2 separate regions of the Mus musculus genome follow, and region 1 is linked to region 2. A link is a loop called in an ENCODE intact Hi-C map of the cell type or tissue named here. Cell type or tissue: left cerebral cortex. All regions are shown on one strand. Each heading gives the region's core, and the rest is flanking DNA. Links, peaks and the distances in the headings are about the cores only.

Region 1 (8,205 bases), core at 1,384-6,383, 960 kb before region 2:
AAAACATGGGTTTTTGTACTGATTGGCTGTCCTGTTAACCAATCTAGCAGATACCAAGGGGCAACCATGTTGCCTTGAGAACTGGAGCAATCCTTACCTGTGCAAAACATATAAAATATGATAATATTCACACTGAGTAGACACTGCTGCTATTTTTAAATTTATTATATTTTACTCTTAAATTGTATGGAAATAATGACTACTATAGAGACAAACACAATGTCTACTGCAGTTCCAAATAGAGAATTTGAAAGCTTGGAAGCCGCCAAATCTTTAGGAGTGTTTAAGGTCGGCAGTCCATTATGTGAGAGTGTGGGCAGAGAGGGCAAACTTTGCAGATCAAATTGTTAAAGCTCATTCAGTCATATGGCGATCCATTTCTTCACACAACTCTGGTAAGAATACACACTGATATGAGGACTGTCTTACCCATGCCCATGGTTGAAGTACACACCACTGGAGAACTGTAGCCTTGCAAGCCATCATCTACCCTTAGTTAGTCACACAAAACCCATTCATATCTATGGTCACTGAGATTAGTGCCATATTCAGTGACTGCCCTTGTAAGTGTCACAGTCGCATACCATCCGGGTTACCTTGGATAGTTACCTAGCTGTTGTATTTTCAAGCCAGGGGAATATACACTATATGATATTTTCAGACTGGTTATTTTGAGGATTGTGGTTGCATTTAAGATGTATCCATAATTTTTATGGCTTACAGGCTCATTAATGTCAATAAAGGGTAAAAGTATTTCATTCTATGTATGTAACACAATTTGAATGAAAATAGTATAAAACTTTTGTGTGGACAATCTTGCAAATCCTATGGGTAAGTAACTATGAACTCAGTTGCTGGTTCTATAGAAGAACTATTTGAGTTTTAAGGAATTGACTAATGTAAGTTCTAAACAGCTTTACTCCTTGCAGCCCCTCAGAGAAGGCTGGACAGGTCACAGACTCGCTGCTATTTAAGAGTTTTGGTTAAAGCATTGGGATGATCAATAAAGTGTTGTTACATCTGCAGTTCTCCATGAATACAGATAGCATGTGAATCTGCATAGGAATATTCACTATTATATAATATCCATACATTGTATTAATTATATTCACTATATATGACTGTTCTGAGTTTTGCATCTTTTTTTAACGTGGAGTTTTAAGACTCCTTTATTTTAGAACTATATTTTATCAGTTTTTAAAAAGAACATGGTCATTGAGAATATGGTTTTCTGAATCTTAGTGTCTGTTATTGAAGTTGGGGTATTAATTTTAGTGATGTCATCTTTTTGTGGAGTATGGTTTTTGAGCTTTAATGTCTCATAGAGACTTTTTTCCTTTTTGTCTCCTGGAAAGTGTATAGTTTTATATTTTATGTGGTAAAAAGGAAGGTATACACAGACCACTCCTTTAACAAAAATCTGTTTCATTGATCTGCCTCATTTAAAAAATGAGTTGGATGTCCAGTGACTTCAAAATTTGGTAAAAACATAAAATTCCTTTTTTTTTCTTTGTCAAGATTCGTTGATTATGTGTGTGGAAGTCTATGTGGTCAAGTATCAGCTGATTACATTTGTGAGGTCTGTTTCCAAGCCCCCAACTCTCTATCACATCTATAGATTTGCAAATACCCTACTGTCTCAATACTCTATTGGTTCTAAGCTTTAAATTTTGAGCATACACTTTACAATCAGTTTGTTGATGCCTATGGTTGGATTGGTTCAGGCAGCCTGCTCTCTTCTGATCAATATTGGCTGGTGAACTTGCACTTTGACTTTCTGAGGGTTTTTGATTCATCTCTTCCAACAGATTGTGGTAGCTATGGTCATATTTACTTTTGTACGTATTTTGCTATATTTATATGTAAAAGTTTACATGTCCTTTGTTTTGTGTCATGCTAGAGAAGGCTTTTATTTCTTAATTTTTAACTTTTTCTGTGCTGATGTCCAGGGGAACAATTGTTATTTTTATATTATAAAAATATTATATTCTATGCGGCAGCCCTACTAACACTTCTTATTAGTTCTCAAAGTACTTTTCAAAATTAAGAAAAAAATGAAAGATTTTCTTACATGTATAAGTGTTTTGCCTCCACATATGTTGCGTATTGTGTGTATTTCTGGTGCCCAGAAAATTCAGAAGAAAGATAAATTCTTTGAAACTGGATTTTCAGGCAGTCATGAGATACACTGTGGGTGCTAGGAACCAAAAGGTGCTCTTTAATGCTGAAACATCTCTTTAGACACTCATTTTTAATTTTAAATCTAGTCTTGGGGATTTTTCATGAAGACAGCTAAAGCATTTATGAATAAACACAATGCTGTTTATTTATTCTACTCTGTATTTGTCTTCTTTGACTGTCTTAGTGAACTATCTAAAATTTTAGGTGACTGTTGAATAACAGCAGCAAGGAAATGGCATCACTAGCTTCCTTCAGGTTTCAGAAGCAACGTGCCCAGTTTCTTGCTGTTATTTTGATACTTGCTATATGGTTCAGCAAGAGTAAATGCTCTTCCCCAAGTAGAAGAGAGTTCTAGTACTCATTGTGGTTCAGATTTTTTCATAGAGGGGTGTGAGTTTTCTTCAAACACTTTTTCTCTAGTTACTGTACTTTTAAACTTAGTTTCATTTTTAATTTGAAATTCAGAAACTAGAAAGATTTTTTTTCAGATGGCAAGGGCACTACCCTACTCTGTAACTATTTCTAGAAATCATCAGTCTTTCACAGATCTGTATGAATGATTCGCTACTTCTGCTTACAAGCCATTTTGGGGGGTGGGACGGGGAGAGCATATTTAATTTCCTTCTCCACAAAGCAGCTTAAATGCTATGACTCTGGAAAGAAAGAGGGATGCACTGGAGTAGTAAGAAGAACATCTCTGCTATAGGACTGATGGGTCTGTCACCATGACTATTATGACTCATAACATTTCACTCAGTATTAGTAACTTTAGGGTATGTATGGTACCTTTGGATAGTTGTTTTAATTGTCATACAGAACTCAACAGCAAAGCCAGAGGGTGAAAAATAAGATAGTTAATTAAACACAAAAACATCCCCTCAGGTACAGAACAAGAGATGGGAAAGTGCCCAAGACAAAAGTATAGTTAACTATCTGCCCAGATCTGTCTCTCAGTTCATCCTTGTTGCCACCCTCTTGACTCACACCAAAGGCATTTATTTTGACCTCCAATCACAGGAAAGGTGGACGTTTCTAATTCTATGTAGCCCTCTTACCCTTCACCGCCAAGAATGAAAAGCATGTCTAGGTTCCTAGCTAACATAGAGGACACAGTGTTGTTGCTCCAAGATGAGCCAAAAAGAAGAAAGGGATCAAAGCCTGACTTGACATGTATTAAGAAATTGCTCACATGTGGCAAACCTCTAATTCATACGACTTGTTTCCACGTTGGTTCGTATGTATGTGCATGCATATTTGTTTGTGTGTTTTGTGGTTTTGAATGTGTGGTTGAATCCCATGCCTTCAGGAATAGCCTCTAAGACTCAAAATATAGCAAGCCAAACAAGGATCTAGGGATTCTCTGGATGATGTTGGATGGTGAAAGTGGAGGAAGCTTTTTTTACATTTTCAGAAGCAAGTCACAGTTTGGCAGAGTTCATTATTTTTTTTATAACTCTACTAAATTGTAGTTTAGCTTGCTTCTACTTATAGTGGGAAAGGAAGAATGAATTTCTGAAGGAAAAAAGAACTGCCATCTGGGCTCAGCTATGACCCAGTCAGAGTGGTGCCGCCCTGTGTAAGATTCATAAGACCCTTGTAATTGCAGTTGTTGTCCTGAAACAAAGCCTCGAGGGATGCATGCTATCCATGGACTCTAAATGACGGCAAACAAACAGATTGCACAGTGGTCATCAGTGGGAGAGGCTGAAACGAAATCACACATGCCCTTCCTATATAAGCCCGTAATTGTCTACAGTGATGAAAAGCAGGTCTGCAGATCCACCATCCTTCCTACCATCTAAACATTCCATCAGCCATCCCAAAACATTCTGCCTAGTCTACTGAAATTAGAGAGGAAGGAAAATTAAATTTCTTACACCCCTGATCAATTTAGTAATTAGCACCCCAATAAAAAAAAGAATTAAGGTCCTGGTTCTGGCATGGAAAACCCTGGCATTGCCTTAGAAAGATAAAAGATTAGTTTGCCCACAATGTTTATAAGTGAACAATTTCAAATGATTTAAAATTAAATATTGGCTAGTGTGTATATGTGTGTGTGTTTGTGTGTATCTTTGTGTGTGTCTGTGTGTTTGTGTATCTGTGTGTGACTGTGTCTGTGTGTGTCTCTGTATGTATTAAACTACTTGTCTGCATCTGAGAGTTCATTCCACAAGCAAGTGGCTGAGCTGGGATAAATCAACCACCTCTCTGGGGTTTTAAGTATTTTCTTCCACTTAAGCCTTGAGTCCTTATTTCACCTGCATTGTAGGATCACTGGAGATTTTTAAGAAATAATCATGAGATTGCTCAAACCACTTCCTACACGGCAATGCATTATTATACATTTTAAAATGTAGAACCTAAGTTTTCTACTATTTCCATTACTACAAAATTCTTATGCTGTCCTTCATGTCCCACACTCTTTTCTTAGCATTCAAAAAATTCTGCCCTATCCTTTATAATTTCTTCCTAAATTCTTGCCCGGAGTTGATTTCCATTTTGGGGGGTAAATTGAGGTTTGGGTAATCTGTAGCCATACTGATTCAGGTGGATTTTCTTTGGAGAAGTTAAAGCTTTACTTTGTAACAGGCTACTTCCACATTTGAAGACTCATGCATAGGTAGAAATAGGGAGGTCACCTTCCAGGAATAAACAGGAGGGAAAAAAAAAGAAAGAAAGAAAGAAAAAGCTCTGTTTTCAACTTTGATAGAGACAAAAAAGAAATCTCAAAATTGTCTTTCTTAGGAGATTTATACAGCCCACATGTGAGAGCACAGTGGGCTGTATTCCTAACCTAAGAGGTTGAGGCAGAAAGACTGCTATGAGTGTGGGGGCAGCCTAGGGTAGACACTGAGTGTCAGCTAGGGCAACATAAAGATGTCACACAAAGTTTTCTTCCAACAAAACTCAAGTCTTAATCAGTGCATCCTAAGCTTTTTAAACTGGTTTTATGTTCTTCCTTCATATTCAATAGTATCACAGAATTAAATGGCAGCGACTATAACCTTATCTTTAAGATAGTTTTAAAGAGCTGTGTCAAGAGGTGTTCGCTCTTACGGGACGCATGCTAGCATGAAAACTACAAATAAAATGCCAGGAAACAGTTCCTAATTGTTCTCCAATTAGTTAATGATTTCTATGCTAACATCCTTAATTTTTTCTTCTAGAAATTCAGATAAGTTAAAAACAATGAAGGTCAAATTATTTGCACAAATATTGATGAAGCTAATTCCATTCTGAGCTGAAATCCTCCTCAACATTCACGTATAACGTCTAGTCAAAGCTACTCTGCAAAATGCAGCATCCTGAGTGTTGTGTGAGGCAGGGTTAGGGCTTGGTGTTCGGCATGGCAGTTAAAAACCATATGGAAACAAAGAGATTTGCATTTACACCAGATCCGTGCATGCAGTGTCTGCATTTGGCTGTTCAGGCATAGACATGCACACACTCACATAAGCATACCCATACCGCCCTATCCCTGGGATACATGGAGCCTTCTAGTATTAACTGTTATTTAATGAACACTTTCTGAATGCACTGCATGCAATTACTGTGGTACTGTTTTTCCCATTTCTGTAAACACCAACAGCATGCTCTGAGCCCTGAGCAATGACTTAACCATACATAGAGGCATGTAATCTTCAGTCAAAAGCCTGGCAAACATGCTAAGCCTAGGGAAATGAGACAAAGAAGGGACACTGGGCAGAAATTAGGACCACAGAATGTCACAGAATCTGTTTCAATCGTCTTCGGTTCTTTATTGTGATTCAGCATTCGCTGTAGACAAAAGAAATACATCAGTGGTGGAAATTGAGGACAATGCAGAAATATAAAACGTGGAAAGGGAATGCCTTATGCTAGGCATGGAGGAACAATCTGTCTTGCAGCAGGACACACGAGGACAAGTGTAGACACTGAGAGGTGAGGGTACATCAAGCAAAGGATCCCAGATCCTGAAAATGAGTCTGGAGTAGCTTAGAACTGGATGGATATAAGTCAGAAGAACCAGAGTTATGACTGAACAGCAGGGACCTTCAAGCTGAAGCGCTTCCGTCAAGGTATTCATACTCAAAGGTGACGCCCACATAACTTCTCGTGCATTTAAAGACTCATTTTATATGTTCTTAATATCATATGACCTTCCAGAGGGGCTACTTTACCCCAGAGCAGTATCTGTGTTCATTGAAGCTGAAACTGTCTAGTAAATACATCCCAGACAACCAGAGCCCATTTGCCCCATCCCCATTCTTCTATATTCATCATAAAATACCACTGCATGTGGTAACTTCTACCTCTGCTTTTGAAGGTCTATGGCATTTGCCTTCCCTCCCCTTAAAACAGCAACAAAGTAGCAAAAATCAAAGCTATCAACAAGTCGCAGAAGGTTACAAAGTAATCCCCCACCCAAAACAAACAAACAAAACAAAACAACACAAAACGGTGTTCTACCTAACTTTCAGCCTGCTCTTTTTGAAAAGACTTCACACTTTCTTGCAAGGTTAAAGCACAGATTCATATTCAAATGTATATTACCAACTCAAAGTGATGGCCCAAAGTAGATCACAACATCACAGGCAAAGTCTACTTCATCCAGGCCATGTTATGACCACTGAGTTGAGTCTCTTTGCACAAGGAGGACAACTGTGGTCTTATGAGAGGGCACCAGGGGCTCTGGAGGACAGAGTAGTTGCACGGGCAGGCACAGCAGCTCTTGGCTCATTTCACATGAGGGATGCAAGACTCTGGGCTGTGAAGTGTGACACTAAAATTGTCTTGTGGTCATTTGGCAAGATAAGTGGGTTCAGCCATGTCGGTTCTTCCAGTCTGGACATAGCTGCCCCTCCACTGACTGCTTCCAATAGTCAGAGCTGTTATGGCTTATGATGATCAGCCATGAAGGCTGTTCTCTGCTCCTTTAAGGTTCAAATATCTGTACATAGGTTCAAAGAACTTTGTTTGGATACTCTGTAGATAAAGTAGGGAAAACGTGAAGTATTACAAAAACGTTTGCTTTAAAACATAGATTCAATTTGTTTCTCTAAGATGCTAAGTAGGAGGGTTAGGAGATAAAGAAGTTTGGTAAAATGGCTACCATGGTGAGAAATACCTCCCATTTCACAGGCTCACCCATCGCCACTTTGGCAGGAGCAGATGTGTAAACCTTCAAACAAATCCTATGTGGGTGATGATCTTTAGGCTTCTTAATCCTGCTACGATGTTATGTCTTATCTTTACACCTACACATTCCCATGTCTTCCTGGCCCCAATGACCACTGCTTTATTCTCCAGGTGAATGCTTGCACATAAATATATTCCTGGGTGTGTATTTCATACACAAGTGAGAGGACACAACGCATTTTCTTCTCTTATTCATTCAAATAGTACCATACTCTCCGGGTCTAGTCACATTACAGTAAATGGCAGGATTCGGTACTTTTTTGAGGCTGAATAATATTCCATTAAGTATCTGGTACCACATATTTTATTCATGTATCTGCTGAGCCGTACTTAGTTTGGCTTCCTATTTTGGCTATTTTGAAGATTGCTAAATGAACATAGGAGGGCTGATGTCTTTTATCAGGTGATAATTTTATTCTGGTGTGTGTAAACAGCATTGTAGTGTTAACACTGTAAACCTATTTTACATTTTTTTCCAGGAACTTTCTAGCAATTTTCCATGATTGGTGCATTTTAGATCTCTGTGCCTTCTAAAATTCTTTCTGGAAGACAGGAAAGCTGTAGAGAAATGAAGGCTGTAGTTATCCTCAGATCATCCCGAGCACTGAGTTCCCGGAACAGAATAAGTACTTACTGTAAGCTCAAAAAGGCATGCTGAATAATTGACAGCCACTGGGCGTGGCTCTCTGTTCTCCAAGTGTCTTCAAGAAGCGACTGTGATTGACAGCCACTTCCAGAAATCATGCTGCTTCCTCTAAAGGCAAACTTTAACTTATTTCTTCCTTCAGAATCTATGATAACCCAAAAATGTTCAACAACAATGGTTCCATTCATCACTTCTGATCA
Region 2 (8,205 bases), core at 1,749-6,748:
ATTCAACTTTAAAGCCCCAAGGATCTGGACTCAGTACCCGATTCACAAAGCAGTACAGAAACAAAATGCTTCCAGAACTGGAGGGGGAATAGAGGAAGAAAGAATCTAACATTTCAAGAAATATCACCACATGGGGCCACCAAGCTTGGGGGTGTGTGTGTGTGTGGAAAGAACTGGGGTAGAGAAATATTTTTTAAAAAGCACAAAAGTGAGGTTATTCACGGCCACTGGCACCAGGAATGGGAGTGGTACACTGAGCTGGAAGCCATCCATTTGGGAAGCAGGCCTGCTGCCTTCAGACTGGTGGGGACCCAAAGGGTAATGGGCTCAGTCTCTGGAAAAGGAGAGACCCAGCCTCTTCTCATTAGTGGGCTCTGCTCATTAGTGGGAGCACTGTGCTAGAAAAGGCACCAAAGGTTGATAGAAGCCCTTCACTGGCCTTGTCTTCCACCCTACACCTGCTCTCAGATACACAATTCTCCCTCCAGGGCCATGGCCAGAGCACTCCTGAGGAGAAGGGTGAACACACACACACACACACACACACACACACACACACACACACTCATACACAAACATACTCACATTCATACTCACACACTCCCTCACACACTCACACATACACACATTCACCATACACACATTTACATACTCATACACATACAGGCTCACACACACTTATACACATACTTGCACACATACACACTCACTCACACACACACACACACACACACACACACAAGCACTCTCACACACAGAGGAAGGCTTGCTGAGCATAAGTGTACTGTGCATTGAGAACAATAAAGAAACCCAGGCGAGTTCCTGGAAGTAACTATGCAGCCACAGAAGTTAGCATCCAGAACAGCATCCGGTAACTGAGCCAAGGAGCCAGGCAGCTAGTGGGGCCTTGTGTTATGCTTTGTGATTCTTATAAATCATTTACTTCCCTTCAGCTGCATAGAAAGTAAAATACTGTAGATGCCAAAACCAGGTAGATACTTCCAGCCTAGCCCCATGAAAACCCATCTCTGAAGAGGCAATCCTTTACCAAGCCCCAGGAACCTCCTATCATATCCTAGGAAGTCTAAATATTGCCATGCATTGCCCAGAGATGGTTTATAGAAACAGACTAATTAATTTTCAAATTTTAAAAGATGTATTTATTTTATATGTCTTGAGTGCTTTGTCTGTATGTGTGTATATGTACCGTATACATGCCTAGTTTCATGGAGTTCAGAGGAGAGTATCAGGTCCCCTGGAATTGGAGTTAGGAATGTTTACGAATCACCCGTAGGTGATGAGATTTGAACCTGGGTTCTCTGCAAGAGCAACACATGCTCTTAACCACTGAGCCATCTCCCCAGCCCTTGCAACAGATTTATTAAATTAAAGGAAGACTAGGTGACCAACAACCAGAGGAAAGCTATTTAAACACCAAACTGTGTTTACTTTCTGCTTGTTATAAAGAAGACAGGACATAGAGAGCTCATATGCATCCTTTGAGATCGTAGCTGGAAATGGTTGTGACCAACCAATAATGGGGTTTTGCCTTACCCTTAAAAGGGATGCTTTACAATTGTCAAGACTATATAAATTTTCTTTGTGTTTACTTTATTTATCAATTTGTCCACTCCCTTCCTCACCTCATATTGTTGTTGATACCTTAGAGAGGAAGCTGGTCTCTTTAAAAAAAAAAATAAGATTTTTGATTCCTCCTAAATGGCCCCTTAAAACTCTGCCAAACTGAACTTTAAAACTCCATTTTCAGTTATTACACAATTTCTCTATTTTTGAGTCAGGAGCTGTGTGGTTGCTATTTTTTGACTTTTCAATTTCAAGCTCATACCTTAAATATCCTCCTCCTCTTCTTCCTCATCCTCCCTTTCTTCCTCCTCCTCTACCTCCTCCTTTTCTTCTAAGCTCACAGAGGGTTTAGTCATTGAGGAACTTGGTCTCACAAAAGTTACCCAGCTTCTACAGAACTCGGTTTTCTGACCTGTGAAAATTGGATAGTTTTCTGGATGTGTGTCCACTGGGCAGTAAGCTCAAGTTCAGAGCAGTGAAGGTCTACCCTTTCTTCTTCGGCCATGACTCTCTCAAAGGCTTACTTTGGAGAAAGTAATGTTTTAACCTACCTGATAAGTCATGATATCTTCTCAGCTCCCTTTCCCTTTAAAAAAAAAAAATCTGTGAGCTTTTAAGAATAGCAATAGAATCCCCATAAAACCATCGCAGTCCCCAACCACACAGTGAGCTGCCTAGATTTTGAAGCAGATCCTTTTTAGAGTAACAAATCCCTTTGTGATTAGAATAATTACCTATCATCTTAGAGAGAGAGAGATATCAGATATTTCTATGAAGCCATGTGCCATGTGGTAAGGACCCTGGGCACTGAGCCATGTTGGCTCCAGGTGGGTCCTGCACACACAGCAAAGGCTGACAAGTCACACTCATGGTCCAAATCTCAGGCATCAGAGTCTGTAGGAAGGAGGCCTTCCATCCTGGCTCTGTCCAGGTATACCTGCCAGATGCAGCAATAGGGGCATTTTAAGAAGACCATTGTAAATTAGTGGGAGGAAGACTCTCAGACACAGCTTCCAAATCACCCAGGAGACAGTAAAGCGCTGAAAGAGCCAATGAACGAAATGAGCCAGCAGTGCATGTACCCTGGGCAGCTCCGCAAACTGTGGCTCCGACACCAACCAGGCTGGTGCTCACATCACAGACCTCTCTCGCAAGGCTGACTGTTCTTGCTCATGTGGGTCACGTGGTGCAGTCTATAGAGAATTGGAAACACTGGGTAATTTGGAAGGTAAACATTTTGAGACACACAAGTGCCCTGAAACAGAGAAAAGATGTGACCCTATAATTAACAGAGTGGGCACCAAGTTTCATTCCAGGGTAGCTGGTTTATTTGCTTGAAGACGTGCACCCTGTTTAAAATCCACCCATACATGGTTAAAACACAATGCACATCTCTAAAATTATTGTACAAAACAGAACATTAAGGAGGAAAGGACTCTGTCTCTCTCCTGCCTTTCTAAGCCCCTACCTGCTGTTGGTTTTAAAGGTAGTATCCTTTGCTCTGGGAGTGAGCATGGGTGCAGCAGGCTGGAGGAGTGGAGTTTTTACCCCAGTTTATCTTATAAAAGTGAACATTTCAACCAGAATGGTTGCCTCCAATATAACAAGTGTATATGTGTAAAGCTCTTGGTGGGTAGGATTCTTGCATTCACTTTGTCTGCAGCCATTATTACTAAGTCATGAACTGCATTTAACACAAGAGCCTGCAACAGGTATTATTACACAGCTAGTTATTACAATTACACAGCTAGCTTGCCCAAACTGGACATCTTGCTCTAGATTAATTTTCTAGAATTGCCATGGATACAGAGAGGGGTTGGAAGAAGATCAGGGTGTTCTCAAGATTACTCTCACCTGAGGCCTTACCTGTGTCCAATGCCTTCTCCCACAACTTCCTAGCTATAAATTCCCACCTTTCTGTGCATGGTGATGTCACCACCTCCTCTTCTTAACGGAAACCAGTCATAGTGGATGTGACCCCCACACCAGTGACCTTGACCTAGGTGTAAACCCTCCTTAAAGGCTCTTTCCCAGGTGCAGTTAGGGACTCAGAGTGGGTGCAGTGAAGACCATGAATGCCTCTGTGTCAGGAAAAACATGGTTTTTCATTAGCATTTAGGAATGACAGTTACTCAGCTTCGCACAGCTGGGTGTATAAATGAATGAATAGGGAAGCAGACACCACCTAGACCCTTTGCTTATCTTCCCTAAGGCAACCCTCCGTGTTCTCTAACAGGCTCCTGGTGGAACCAGACTCTTCTAGGCTAAGTTAGCACAAAGGAATTTTATCATAATCTACTTGGGGGTTCATTCAACTCAGGAAGCTTTGATAACAGAAACTAGTTGAGGTCTGCTTAAATTGAGGTTTGTCCAAGCCAGGGAGGAAACTGACAAGCTACCTTGGTCTTTCGATGAGAAGACCCCACACTGAAAGGTGTAATCTACCTCTTAAATAGGAGAACATGGATATTTCATAAGCTCTATGAGTTCTATACCCAGCCTCCAAAAGGGCTGACAGATGTGCCCCCTCCCTCTGGAATCTTCCCTTTAATGTCTTGTTTGTGGTAGCCTGGAAGTCTTCTTGTGGCGTTATTATATCACCCCTGAAACTGTGCGGTAGAGGGATGGATTGATTATCCTACATCTAGTTTAAGGTTTTAAAGATCTTATTTTAACTCAACAATAACTTTACACTCATGTTCATGCTCCTTTCCAATGTTCCTCCGTTAAGTTCTTGTAGACGCTCCTTTGGGGATTTAATAAAGGTGTCAGCTCAAGGAACATCTTGAACAGCATATAATTTCATCAGATATTGGTCACCACATTGCTTGAGCATGAAGCTTTTAAAGAAAATTAAAGTGAAGGAAAAAAAAGGTCTGGTATTGGTTATTAACTCTGCCTCAGGGTGACTTCTCTTCAGGGGCGATTAAATATCAGCTCTGGGCTGTTAGGTTTAGTGGCTTTGCTTGTAGATGGCACATTCTACTTCAAGGACAACCTCAACTCAAGATGCTGGGATGTTCGACAGTGGTGCTGAGGCAGCCTCTGCAAAGCCAGCTTGGTATGAAACGGAAGATGTGACCATCTCTCTATGCTCTGACCTTTCTTCCTTAAGAAACAACTTTTGCATTACCAGGTAAATGCCCTTTCCATGGGATTTCCGTGGAACGCTGGGGACATCCTGTGGTCAGTATGGCTTAAGGCAGCGATTCTCAGCCAGGCTCTCAGGGAATAAAGAGGTCTCCCCTGAAAAAAATCCCAGCTTGTCTTGCAAGACCAAAAATAAAAAGAGAAAAAGAATGAGAGGAAGGAAGGAAGGAAAGAAGGAAGGAAGAAATAAAGAGCAAAGAGAAATACCACTCTGTTGTTTCTACAATAGAAACATCACTTTTGTGAGCAATGAGATTTTTTTTTTCAGTGAATGTGAACAGCGTAAAACCTACTGGCAACAGTTTAACTGAGATCAAATGAGGCCTCACAAGCTTGGAGGAGGAGGGCCATGTTGCTAGGTGTTGCTCTTCAGCCCTACCTGCTTCCTATGATCTGCTGTTTGCAGGGTAGCTGTACTCTGGCTCAACTTCTTGTCCTCCCAGGAAGCGGGCTTCTGTGAAAGCACCCAGCGTGGCTTAACGGGAAAACAGTGGGTATTTTGGCAGCTTTACACCACAGATAGTGCCCCAGTGGCACGAAATTGAAGCCGTTTAGCTGTAAATGTGATATCGCACTTGACGATTTCCCTTGGCAAAGCTCTGGGCCGCCCACATTGAATAGAGGCAGAGAAATGGAACTTGGGTGAAAAGCCAGCCACAGGAGAAGCGGACCGAAGGGGCTCATAAACGCATTCGTCCATCATTTACCGTCCGAACGCCACTCTCCACTCAGGCTACCAGGAGCAGGCAGCCCCACTTATGCGACGGGGAGCAGGCAGTGAAGTTGCTGTTGTTCTTCTGTTTATTAAAAACGGATGGGAGCACTTGACAGAAAAATCAAACTTCTGGCCATGGCTCATTAATCCCTGTTGTGTCTGTCAAGGGGATGTGTTCTGAGTTCCAATAAGCCTGGAGAAGTAAGTTTGCTTCTAAGCTTGGGCATTTTCTCTAAGTTTGAATGGAGAAAAAGACACGCCAGTCACCTCCAAGGAGAGATAGACTCTGAACCTGTTTTTAGACCTACCTAAGTGCAATTCCGTATAAGTGACTTGGTTTAAGTGAAAAGCGATCGTCATTAATAATTTTATTGTTGATATCTGACATAGTGTCCCTTGAGGAGAGGTAGAGTCTGCTAGCATAACTTTTCCAGGATTTAACGTTTATACAGCTCTCCAGCTCTTGCAGACATATCTTAGAGGGATACCCTGGTAGACTGTTTGGATGTGCCTGAAGTCAATCAGACAAGTATAGCCCTCTATCAAATACTTACTCCTTAGCTTCTTGCCCAATTATAGGGAAAAGACCATCCTCAACTCAGACTGATTACAGCAACCCAGAAGACAGAGACAGCATCTCCTGGCCCCTTTCTTTAGAACAATTACTGTTTGTGAGGAAATCGAGATGTCAAACTCTTCGCTTTGGCTTCTGGTATAGTTACAGTTAATATTAGGGCCAGAGGAAAGGCACGTTTTCCGGCTCATTTAGGGGTTGTGCGACTCATGTTCCTGAGATTCCCAAAGCAGCCCTTCGTTCCTTTTGTGTGACAGTGTATAGGATCCTTAGCACACTCCTTATAGAGGTACATAAGGATTTGGTGAAATGATGAGTGTAAATGGAATAAACCCAGCGTGTGTCCTGTCAGACGCACACAGGAAGTTCCTCTTGCCATAGCTGTTAGGATGATTCCACGTTGCCATCCATCTTCCACGAGAGAAGTGTCTGCTGGAAACTGCAGCCTTTCTCCCACAGTGTTCCCAAGCTGTCTGCCAGGAGAGCGCTGGGAAGGGAAGGCATCTGCAGAAGGCTCCTGCCAGGCCTGCTCACTGGTTGGATGGCGATTGAACTCATAATTCTGGACTCCATTCTGGTCTGGCTGCTGTGACTGATACAGAGAAGTTTGAAATCTTGGCTCTGCACTCAATAAGCATAAATCTCACCCACATTAGCGCTGATGGGAAACTCTCGGTGTAGGCTAGATATCTTAAGTCAGGGGCTTTAAAGTTAAAGTAGGCAAAAACCCCAAAGGAAGCTTAAGGCTGAGGGGGCAACAGCTCAGAAGGGAGCAGGAGACGGAACCAAGCACCTGCTACGTATTTGGGTTCACCCTCAGGGCTGCAGATTAGCTGAGCTGTGCCTCCCAGCATTTCTGTGTGCATAACTGGTTCTTGTTTAGAAACTCGCATGGTGGGTCATTTTTCTTTCTGTACCTCTAGAGAATTGAAACCACATCTCCCGAGTATGGAGCACAGTTCAGCTAGAAGCCAGAAACACAGATTATCTTGTCTTCCTATAAGACCCAAACTCCGATCAATTCTTCTGGAAACGTTCACTGAGCACCCTTGGTGGTGGGTATAAGCCAGAGCTAGCAGGAGCTAGTCGGGAAGCCTGGCTTCTCCAGTGGCAAACCTGTGTGTCAGGCTGCAAGGAGCTCGGATGCTTATCCGGCCCTAGGTAAAGTAACAGATTTTTTTTTAAGACAGCAGTGACTTGCATTTGTGTAGAGTGCATGCCCCACGGTCCACGTGCTGCGGGCTAGGTGGGTAGGACTGTAGAATCACAATGATAAATCTCTCAAGTGGAGCCTATAATGCGAGGCAGTTAGGATAGGACACAGCAGCACTGTGAAGCAGTACTGGTTATCCCAGGAGGGAGTTAATTCTCTAGAAAGCAGGCTGCTATAAAGCAAGGTCACACATGTACCTTTTCCTTTCTCTACAAGATTCCAACGAAGCCAGGGCATTTGCTAGCAGCCAAATAGATAGAAACACCTGATCGTGGACTTTCACCCTTCAAAGGTGTAAACTGAGTAGGTCTCTTTTTTTTTAAAACAAGTTACCCAGTATCAAACACTGCTATAATAACACAAATGCATGTTAAAAGCCACCAAAGCAAGACAGAGCTCACTTGAGGACAGTCAGGAGAGCTTTTGGAACTGTGAGAGTTCCTTTTAACTGGACGCTGGAGGGCTGTTAGTGTGATAGAAATTCCCTACTGCAGCACATTTTGAATGGGGGGGGGTGGGTCACATAGCTGAGCACCGGGGTCAGTGGTCAACACACTATGGCATATATGTGGGAGGAGTCAACTTATAAAGAAGCCTCTAGAAATCTCGTCTTGGGACGGACATAGTGTTTCAAGGAATGTTCCAGGTCTGATCCTTACCCTGCTAATCTTCTTGAAACCAGTTTATTCTCTGTTAAGAGATACATCAAGATTTGGAAATCTAATTTACATTGTGATTTTTTTTTTTTTACTTATATTAGAATTAAGCCCTGTTTATCCCTCCCTTTTGCACTGGGCCAGAGCCTGTGAATCTGGAGACCACGGGTAGCAGCTCCATACAGGAGCATCGGCTCTGTGAGCCGTATTTTCTATTTTTATTAGCATTTCTTATTTGCCCACAGCCTGATTTCTTTTGGGCTTGACATAATTTGCATGATTGAGTTAATCCAAGTGTGAAATGCAATAGAGA

The links. Peaks named below come from ENCODE experiments on the same cell type or tissue, not always from the same donor. Only the 100,000 strongest peaks of a DNase experiment are listed, where the experiment ranks them.
Region 1: it touches region 2 in a loop (2.2-fold over the local background); 3 of 42 quality-filtered maps call a loop at or near these places.

Annotation. Positions count from the first base shown.
Region 1 is chr1:41,817,356-41,825,560 of GRCm38, forward strand. The region is part of intron 1 of Gm29260 (a long non-coding RNA gene); the gene reads left to right. Among named protein-coding and RNA genes, the nearest start is that of Gm29260, 78 kb to the left of the region's middle. In left cerebral cortex, for the core only: no CTCF peak of the experiment used is centred there; DNase peaks (open chromatin) are centred at 3,261, 3,657 and 5,777.
Region 2 is chr1:42,775,215-42,783,419 of GRCm38, forward strand. No RefSeq gene overlaps it. Among named protein-coding and RNA genes, the nearest start is that of Dalir, 29 kb to the left of the region's middle. In left cerebral cortex, for the core only: a CTCF peak has its summit at 4,767; DNase peaks (open chromatin) are centred at 4,738, 5,294 and 6,495.